Regions from separate parts of the Homo sapiens genome. Here regions 1 and 3 are each linked to region 2. Evidence: chromatin contacts called from ENCODE Hi-C data. All regions are on one chromosome and are shown on one strand. The core of a region is the stretch at or near the end of the contact, and the rest is flanking DNA. Distances in the headings are between cores, read along the strand shown. Region 1 overlaps ALOX5 (arachidonate 5-lipoxygenase). Region 2 holds the start of NCOA4 (nuclear receptor coactivator 4). Region 3 holds the start of ALOX5 (arachidonate 5-lipoxygenase).

Region 1 (2,700 bases), core at 2-2,501, 610 kb before region 2:
GCGCAGCCGGGCTGAGAAGAGAAGCTGACGAGTGACTCCCGACAAGGGACGGGGGAGAGGGAACCTGGGGGCAGGCAGAGGCCTAGGGGGTGGGCTCTGAGGGCAGCCACTCCCACCGGCCCTCCCCCAGCCCCGCAGGCCAGCCACATGCCCCGTGCTCCAGACGACCCAGCTACATGGATGGCAGCGTCCTGAAGGGGGATGATCGGTAGGGAGTGGGTGCGGAGGCTCACGCCTGTAATCCCAGTGTTCGGGGATTCCCGAGCGGGAGGATCGCTTGAGCCGGGGAGGTGGAAGCTGCAGTGATCTGCGCCACTGAACTCCCGCCTGGGCGGCAGAGTGAGACCCTGTTTCAAAAGGCACCAGGGGTGTAGGGAAGGAGCGATATCCCCCAGGCAAGGAAGGCTGCGGAGGGGCCAGGCCAGGAGAGAAGGGCCCTGAGCTCAGTGGACGGGCAGGGTGCCTGTGGAGGAAGGGAGGGACGTAGCAGCAGGAGGAAGGGTGAGGACCCAGGCTGGGGATCGGGAGAAGTGATGGCGGAGGAAAGAGAGGCCGGAAGAGGAGGGGGCCTGCTGGCCTGGCACTGGAAAGCAAAGCGTGGGTTTGTATATGGGAAGAAGACCACATCCCCTCTTATCGTCATCCCAACTCAGAAACCATTTGGCCCCAAGTCACCAAAGCACTCATAGGAACCACTTTTCCTGTGACACAAGTAGGATTCTCCCACTTTTAACTTCCCAAATGCTACCCGAAAGCCTCTGAAATCCTTGGAAATTTAAAAAATAATCCCCTTCTATTAACTGATGCCTATAAAACATATTGACTTTCATTAAATTTTGTTATGAAATCAGGGATGTGTCCCATTGTAAAATAAATTTGTTTGGAAAATGTAGGGTGGTATCCCATCTAAAAATCAGACGAGGCTAGAAAATTTCAATTTTATTTGCTAAGGTAGCATCATGTTGTTAAAAATGCATCATAAAATAAGACCAAGAGTTAATACAAAGCATGAAGTCATGTTTCCCTCAAAAAAATGATTTGTTCTGTAGTCAAATTAATTTGGAAAACATTGCAAACTCTTCAGCAGTGGTTCTCAAAGTATAGCTTGCGTCAGAATCCCCTGGGGCCCTTGCTAAAATCTGGATGGCTACACTCCCCGCCTAGAGTGGGTTAAACTCAGTGCCCACTGGCAGGAAACTGAAACTTGGCTGAAGTCACCGAGGAGGCCTTCCCCGTTAAACCTCTGGCTGGCGACAGCTTGGTTTCCTCGCCGCTGCTTCTGAGTAATTCTGGCACGCAGTTCCTCCTAGCCACCTGCTGTACCTGGAAGGGGGCCAGCCCTCCTCAGCAGGCTTTGCTCCTGCCCTGCACAGCACAACTGTGGCGTAAAAAATGGAAAAGCTGGTAGCAGAAGGAAAGAGCAGGGAGACAGAGGTTAGGTGAACCTCAATGGCCTCATTAAAGCAAATTGAGAAAGAGAGTTTCCTTCCCAGTGAGGCGGGACAGTGCAGAAATGCGGCCCGTCCTGGGAGAAGTAGGGGCGAGGGGTGGGGGGCTCACCGGGCACATGGCCAACAGCTGGTGCCCAGCCTGGGCCACAGTTTGGCACAGGAGAAAGCTGAAGATGCAGGAGAAAGCTAGGTCACTGCCCCTAGGCCAGGTGATCAAGGTGGCTGTTACCTGCCTGTGTGGCCTTGAAAAAGCCTGGTGCCCTCTCTGGCTTGCAGGGTCCTTCTTTTTACAAAAGCGGGTCTTCGAAGCCCTGAATATTCCAGTTATCTGTAAGGATATAGAAATATTTTGCCTCTAGATGACATGTAAATATGTTCCTCCTAACTCCACTTCTTCCTACATCTGTGGCTTCTTCTGAGAACTACCAGACCCACCCTGTTTTCAGAGTAAACCTCCTGTTTTGAGGTCAAACAGACCCAGCTGGGTAATTGGTGACTCACTCCTGGTTCCTCCAAAGAACAGGGGCAAGGGACCACCCGGGACCTCAGGTGCCCCAGCACAGGACCTCTTTCTGGGGCACCCTCTGGCACTGGGCCATCTTCAGGCCCTACAGGGCTCTCGGGGCCTGCGTAGGCCTCTCATCTCCCAGAAATAAGTTCTTTTCCCCACCCAGACTGACACCAGATGCTACAGTGAGGTTTACCCCTCCAGCTTGACAAGCATTCCTAGCCCAGAACACTCAGCTGACGAGGGGTGCTGGGGGAGGAAGGAGGCAGCAAGGCTGAAAGAAGCTTCTCTGGGTATTCCAGTGCCTGGCTGCTGGTCGTAGCCATGGTGAGACCACAGCAGCCTCCCTGGAAGCAAGCACCTGTGTAAAAGCCCCTCCTTCCCCACAAGGGGCTGGATCCAAGTGAAGAAGGTACCAGAAGGACTGGAAGATGATGCTGGTATTATTCGACAGCTCCAGGGTGCTGTAGCACTGAGCACCTACTGTATGCAGCCCATCACAAAGCCAGCCACACTGCCCAGGCTGTGCCATGGCAACTTCCAGCAGTACACCCTCTCGGTCACCTGCAGGCTCCTTGTTCATCCTGACACATGAGGAGAAAAAGACAGTACTCACAAAGGCCTCTAGCCTTGTGGCCCCAGGACCCTCTCCTGAGCATCATGGCCTCCTAGGAGACCCAGGGTAGCCAGGACAAAGGAGAGAAGCATTTGCTAAGCTAAGAAAGGATGGAAGGGGATTGC
Region 2 (2,777 bases), core at 203-2,702:
TAATAATGTAATTGTAGAGATTTATTTAGATAAAAACTACCACAAAACTTTCAAAGAGTAGGATTTTCCTTAGAGACCCAAGGACAAAGGCTCCCTGGAAGGCAGGAAAGGAGAAAATGAAAGGAACGTTATTGTGCTGGACTTTACATACATAATCTCATTTACTTATCTGAACAAATCTGCAAGCTAGCAAATCTTCAAATGAGAAAACCAAGTAAATTGCCTAAGCCACTGCATCCTTAGGGTAAGTCTTTCTCAAACGGTCTCAAGTACTTTAAAGTTTGGAAATGTCACACTAGGATCTCGGTATAAAAATGGGCCAACTATGACTTCCTGTGCCATCCTCATTCCAATAAGTAACTCAAGAGTCTCTATAAACTTAGTTCCAAATTACCAAGTGCGTGGTGGAAAGCTAAGTCCATCCAAAAGGCAATTACTGTGGTGAACCCGACCCTGATTAGAAAGTGACACAAAAAGGCACAGTTAAAAGTAAAAAAGCTCTGCCTTTGGGGTCAGATAAATTCAGCACTCTGACTTCTGTCATTCTACTTCTGCCATTCTTGATGGCATCATTCCATGTTAAATCCCGTGCCACGTAAGATTATGATTATTGTTTTCCCCACAACAAGAATTTAGTTCCATGAGAATTAGGTGTCCATTTTTTTCATTGCTATCCTCAACATCCTGAACATACAGGCACCAAATAAATGATTGCTGGTGGAATGAACCAATGAATGAGCAAGCCTTACTCTTCTCAGCTGTAAAACAGAGATAATCAAGCTACTTTTCGGGATTATTGGGAGAATTAAATGTGACAGTATGTGTTTGGCACACAGAGGGCCAAAAAAACCCAATATCTTCTTTGCATTTCCACCTGACAAGCTAGAAATGGATTATGTTCTGTGCCCGTCCGGCAAAACAGACCTCGCCTCGCCCCACATCCAAGCAAGAGGCGAGAGAAACAGGAAACTTGGAGCTGTCACACCTAAAGAGAGGGGAAGGCCGGCGGGGAGCAGGAGGTGTCCGAGCCGGGTGTGAGGAGGGTCGGGGAGGAAAGGACAGGCCCACGGCCGGGCACGAGGAGGGTCGGGGAGGAAAAGACAAGCCCGGGCCCGGCGTGTGGCGGGAAGGCGAGAACGTAGGCCCGGGCCCGGCGTGTGGCCGGAAGGGGAGAAGACAGGCCCGGGCCCGGCGGGCAGGCAGGAAGAGGTGCCCGGGCCTGGCGTGTGGAGGGGAGGGAAGGGAAGGAGAAGGCAGACCGGTCCCGGTGTCGGTCGGGTCGGGAAGGGGCGGACAAGCCCGGGCCCAGCGGGCCAGCGGTCATCGAGCCTCCACCCGGCCCACAGCGTTCTTACCAGGTCCGAGTGCCTCTCCAGGCGATCCGAGGAGACCTTGGGTGGACTGAGACACGGCCCCACACTAACCTACGGCCCAAAGGCAGAGTTCTCGCGACAACACAATCTTCCTCCCACACCTCTCGCCATACGTCTGACAGTCTCGCGAGATCTCCGCTCGGGTCAGCCAGAAGCCCTTGACTGCCCTCTAGGAGGCGCAGAGCGCAGGCGCACACTCCCTCCCCGCCCTTGCAGTGTCCTTTAGTCCTTCGTGAATAAATCGAAATTAAATGAAGCAAATGCTTTTTTGAAGGCAAATTTGGTGCCAAGGACCATCCTAAGTGATTCAGATGGCCTCACAAGGTAGATATTATTTAGTTTGAACATTCAGATGCAAAAATGAATATCGTAAGACACAAAAGGCCATATGTTGTATGATTCCACCTTTGCCACATTTGTTTTTCTAAGGATTGAGTTAATAGGCCGGGAGCAGTGGCTCACGCCTGTAATCCCAGCACGTTGGGGGCCGAGGCGGGCGAATCACGAGGTCGGAAGATGGAGAGCATCCTGGCTAACACGGTGAAACTCCTTCTCTACTAAAAATACAAAAAAATTAGCCAGGCGTGGTGGCTCGCGCGTATAGCCTCAGCTATTCGGGAGGCTGAGGCAGAACTGCCTGAACCTGGGAGGCAGAGGTTGCAGTGAGCCGAGATCGCTCCACTGCACTCCAGCCCGGGCGACAGAGCAAGACTCCGTCTCAAAAAAAAAAAAAAAAAAAATTGAGTAAATAAATAAATGGCAGAACCCAGATTCTTTTTTTCTTTTCTTTTTTCTTTGAGACAGGGTCTGACTCTGTCGCTCAGGCGCAGTGGCGCAATCTCGGCTTGCTGTAACCTCTGCCTCCTGTGTTCAAGCGATTCTCCTGCCTCAACCTGCTGAGTAGCTGGGATTACAGACATGCGCCATGATGCCCGGTTTTTAAATTTTTTTGTAGAGACAGGGTCTTGCTGTGTTACCCAGACTGGTCTCAAAGTCCTGGGCACAAGCGATCCTCCCACCTGATCTAGGATTACAAGCATGAGCCACCACGTCCAGCCTACAGCCCAGATTATAACCCACATTATTTACTTGTGACTAGATGTTAAATAGCACTTCTTTCTGTCTCAGTTTTGACAGAGGTCCTCCATACTCAGTTGCCAACTGCTTCCCCACATTCCGCAGCAAAGGAGGTGATCATAGCAGGGTTTTATGGATCTCATCCAAGAGTGACTCTGCTACAAGGGGCAAGGCAACCTCATTAGAAAACAATAGGAGACATAGATTACGATGCAGAAGCTAAGATAACAGTCATAGGCTGTGAGTGGAAGGGGAGCTGTGGAGAGAGAAGCCCACAAAAGTCCCATGAGGAAGTCAGCCTAGAACATGACCTCAGGCAGAAGGAGC
Region 3 (2,700 bases), core at 110-2,609, 660 kb before region 2:
AGTGGTTTCTCAGATAGGACCCCAAAATCACAAGCGACAAAAGAAATTGGACTTAAAGTTAAATACTTTTGTGCTTCAAACATCATCAAGAAAGTGAAAACACAACCCGCAGAAGCAATAAAAATGTCTGTAAGTCATGTATCCGATTAGAGACTTCTATCCAGGATATATAAATAATGCAATTCAATGATAAAAAAGATAAATAGCCCAGTTTTCCAAAGAGTCAAGCATCTGAATATACATCTCTCCAAAAATATACAGATATCCAACAAGCATGTGAAAAGATGTTCAAAGCCATTTGCCAGGTGCACAAACCCAAGACAGTATGAGGAGATGCTACAGGGACTCTGCTGCTTCACAGACATGAAGCGTTGGTGAGAATGTAGGCAGCCGCCTTTGGGGACTTCACATCCCCGCCGCCCCACGCACGGTGAGCTAGTGTTTAAACTTAGCCGAGATCAATACACGCGACTGTGTGCCCGTCAGACCCTGCGCTGCCGGCGGGGCTGGGAGAGGCGGGCGCCAGGAGTGGGCGGGAACCTGGGGGTCAGGCCCCAGCCGCGGGAAGCCGCCCAGGAGCGCGCGAAACCTTCTCCACACCCTTCCAGGCATTTGCCCGCCGCGATTCAGAGAGCCGACCCGTGACCCCTGGCCTCCCCTAGACAGCCCCGCATGTCCAGATGTGCCGTCCCGCCTGCCTCCCGCGACCACTGGCCATCTCTGGGCCTGGGCGCGGTCTCGGCGCCCGCCTGCCCCCGCCAGGAGCCGCAGGTCCAGCCAGTGAAGAAGCCCGCGCTGAAGGAGCCTCTGTGCTCCAGAATCCATCCTCAGTATCAGCGCTGGGGTGGCCTCCTCCAGGAAGCCCTTCTGATTCTCTCATGGGTCGCTCTTCCTCTGCAGACTCCCGGAGCACCCCTGCTCCAAGTACCGCAAGTGGCACTGAGAACTTGGGGAGAGCAGAGGCTGTGCCTAGATTTGTAGGGAGTCCCCGCAGCTCCACCCCAGGGCCTACAGGAGCCTGGCCTTGGGCGAAGCCGAGGCAGGCAGGCAGGGCAAAGGGTGGAAGCAATTCAGGAGAGAACGAGTGAACGAATGGATGAGGGGTGGCAGCCGAGGTTGCCCCAGTCCCCTGGCTGCAGGAACAGACACCTCGCTGAGGAGAGACCCAGGAGCGAGGCCCCTGCCCCGCCCGAGGCGAGGTCCCGCCCAGTCGGCGCCGCGTGAAGAGTGGGAGAGAAGTACTGCGGGGGCGGGGGCGGGGGCGGGGGCGGGGGCGGGGGCAGCCGGGAGCCTGGAGCCAGACCGGGGCGGGGCCGGGACCGGGGCCAGGGACCAGTGGTGGGAGGAGGCTGCGGCGCTAGATGCGGACACCTGGACCGCCGCGCCGAGGCTCCCGGCGCTCGCTGCTCCCGCGGCCCGCGCCATGCCCTCCTACACGGTCACCGTGGCCACTGGCAGCCAGTGGTTCGCCGGCACTGACGACTACATCTACCTCAGCCTCGTGGGCTCGGCGGGCTGCAGCGAGAAGCACCTGCTGGACAAGCCCTTCTACAACGACTTCGAGCGTGGCGCGGTGAGCGCGGGCGGGGCACGGGTGGAGCGCGGGCTGAGGTGCGTCCGGGACCCGGTTTGGACGGCAGAGGCCTGGGCGGGGGCGCCGAGGGCCCGTCGGGGCGGCCCGGACAGGACTGGGGGTGTCCAGGACCCTGTCAGGGAGGGCAGAACTGCGGTGGGGCGTGCCCTGGGCTCCCAGTGGCCGGTGGGTACCCTGGTGGGCAAGCGTCCAGGACCCCTCGCGGCGGCCGCGACCCCTGTCGGAAACGGAGACTTCCCGCGTGCCGCCTGCAAGGCGTCTTCCCTGGGAGGAGAAGGCCCAAGGTTTCCCCTCCACTTCAAGATCTGGGCTCCGAGGCTCCGGAGCCCCCTTCACTGGGCCGCGTTTCTTGTGCCACCTCTTCCTTAGGCTCCTTCTGCAGGTCGCACAGGGAGGGAGAGGCAGATGAGTCATGCTCACAGAACTCTGAGGGCACCTCGGAGCAGCCAGCTGTGAGCCGTGGGGAAGGGTGCACGTCAGCGGGTCCAGAGGCCTGAGTTCTGTCCAGACATGACCACCAGCTCACTCTACCGTCTGTCTGGGCCTCAGTTTCCCCAGCTGAAAATGGAGGGTTGGCTTCAGTCTGGTCCATGAGTCATGGGTGAGCCCAGGCCCATCTGGTGGCTCAGACGGCACCTGGGCAGCTTACATTCTCAGGACAGTCCCCAGAGGAAATTAAAGGGAAGGAACAGAACCCAGGCCAGGAGAGGCTTTTCCTAAATGGAGGGGCTGCACTCCCTCCCAGCAGAATGTACACCAGGGAACACTTCCACGCTAGGTGTGAGGACGCGAGGGAGCCCTCAGCATTTGGAAGCTAGTTCCTAATGCTGATCTGGACCTGAATTCCAGCCCCACGACTCTTTTCCATGAGCATGGGCAGGTCGCAGTTCTCACTGAGCCTTTAATGAAGTGCCTAATCCAGTACCTGGCACAGAGGAAGCGCTCCGTAAATGACTGGTAATAGTCCCAGACATACTGCAGGTGCGCAGGGAATATCAGTTCCCTTCCACCCCACCCCAGCTCCTAACTGGACCAAAAAGATTTAGACTTTACCAAGCTGCCTTCTCACCATTTAGTTTATTATTTGATCAAACCTTGTGAAATTG

The links. Hi-C counts contacts between places; a loop is a spot of excess contacts on that map. Pooled maps may share reads with other maps.
Region 1: a map of CD8-positive, alpha-beta T cell shows a loop between it and region 2 (5-fold over the local background). The contact joins the enhancer-like site here to the promoter of NCOA4 in region 2. A Hi-C loop is called at or near these places in 1 of 168 maps with a recorded cell type or tissue (CD8-positive, alpha-beta T cell), 7 of 37 single-sample maps with no recorded cell type and 10 of 50 pooled maps.
Region 3: a map of B cell shows a loop between it and region 2 (6-fold over the local background). The contact joins the promoter of ALOX5 here to the promoter of NCOA4 in region 2. A Hi-C loop is called at or near these places in 1 of 168 maps with a recorded cell type or tissue (B cell), 14 of 37 single-sample maps with no recorded cell type and 7 of 50 pooled maps.

The regions. Positions count from the first base shown.
Region 1 is chr10:45,419,385-45,422,084 of GRCh38, forward strand. The region is part of intron 4 of ALOX5 (arachidonate 5-lipoxygenase); the gene reads left to right. Among named protein-coding and RNA genes, the nearest start is that of ALOX5, 47 kb to the left of the region's middle. RefSeq lists enhancers at 1-248, 249-940, 969-1,470. Within about 2 kb of position 1,252, at least 33 of the 41 ENCODE cell types and tissues checked have a DNase peak (open chromatin) inside an H3K27ac peak, as active enhancers do; they include CD8-positive, alpha-beta T cell, where a contact is called at or near this core.
Region 2 is chr10:46,029,171-46,031,947 of GRCh38, forward strand. NCOA4 (nuclear receptor coactivator 4) reads right to left here and starts at 1,453. Exons shown (of 10, transcript NM_001145263.2): 1 at 1,356-1,453. LOC105378287 (a long non-coding RNA gene) reads left to right here and starts at 1,605. Exons shown (of 3, transcript XR_945923.4): 1 at 1,605-1,697. RefSeq lists a silencer at 979-1,068 and an enhancer at 1,429-1,498.
Region 3 is chr10:45,372,857-45,375,556 of GRCh38, forward strand. It overlaps ALOX5 (arachidonate 5-lipoxygenase), which reads left to right and starts at 1,360. Exons shown (of 14, transcript NM_000698.5): 1 at 1,360-1,573. The coding sequence starts at 1,424. RefSeq lists enhancers at 1,128-1,738, 1,739-2,347.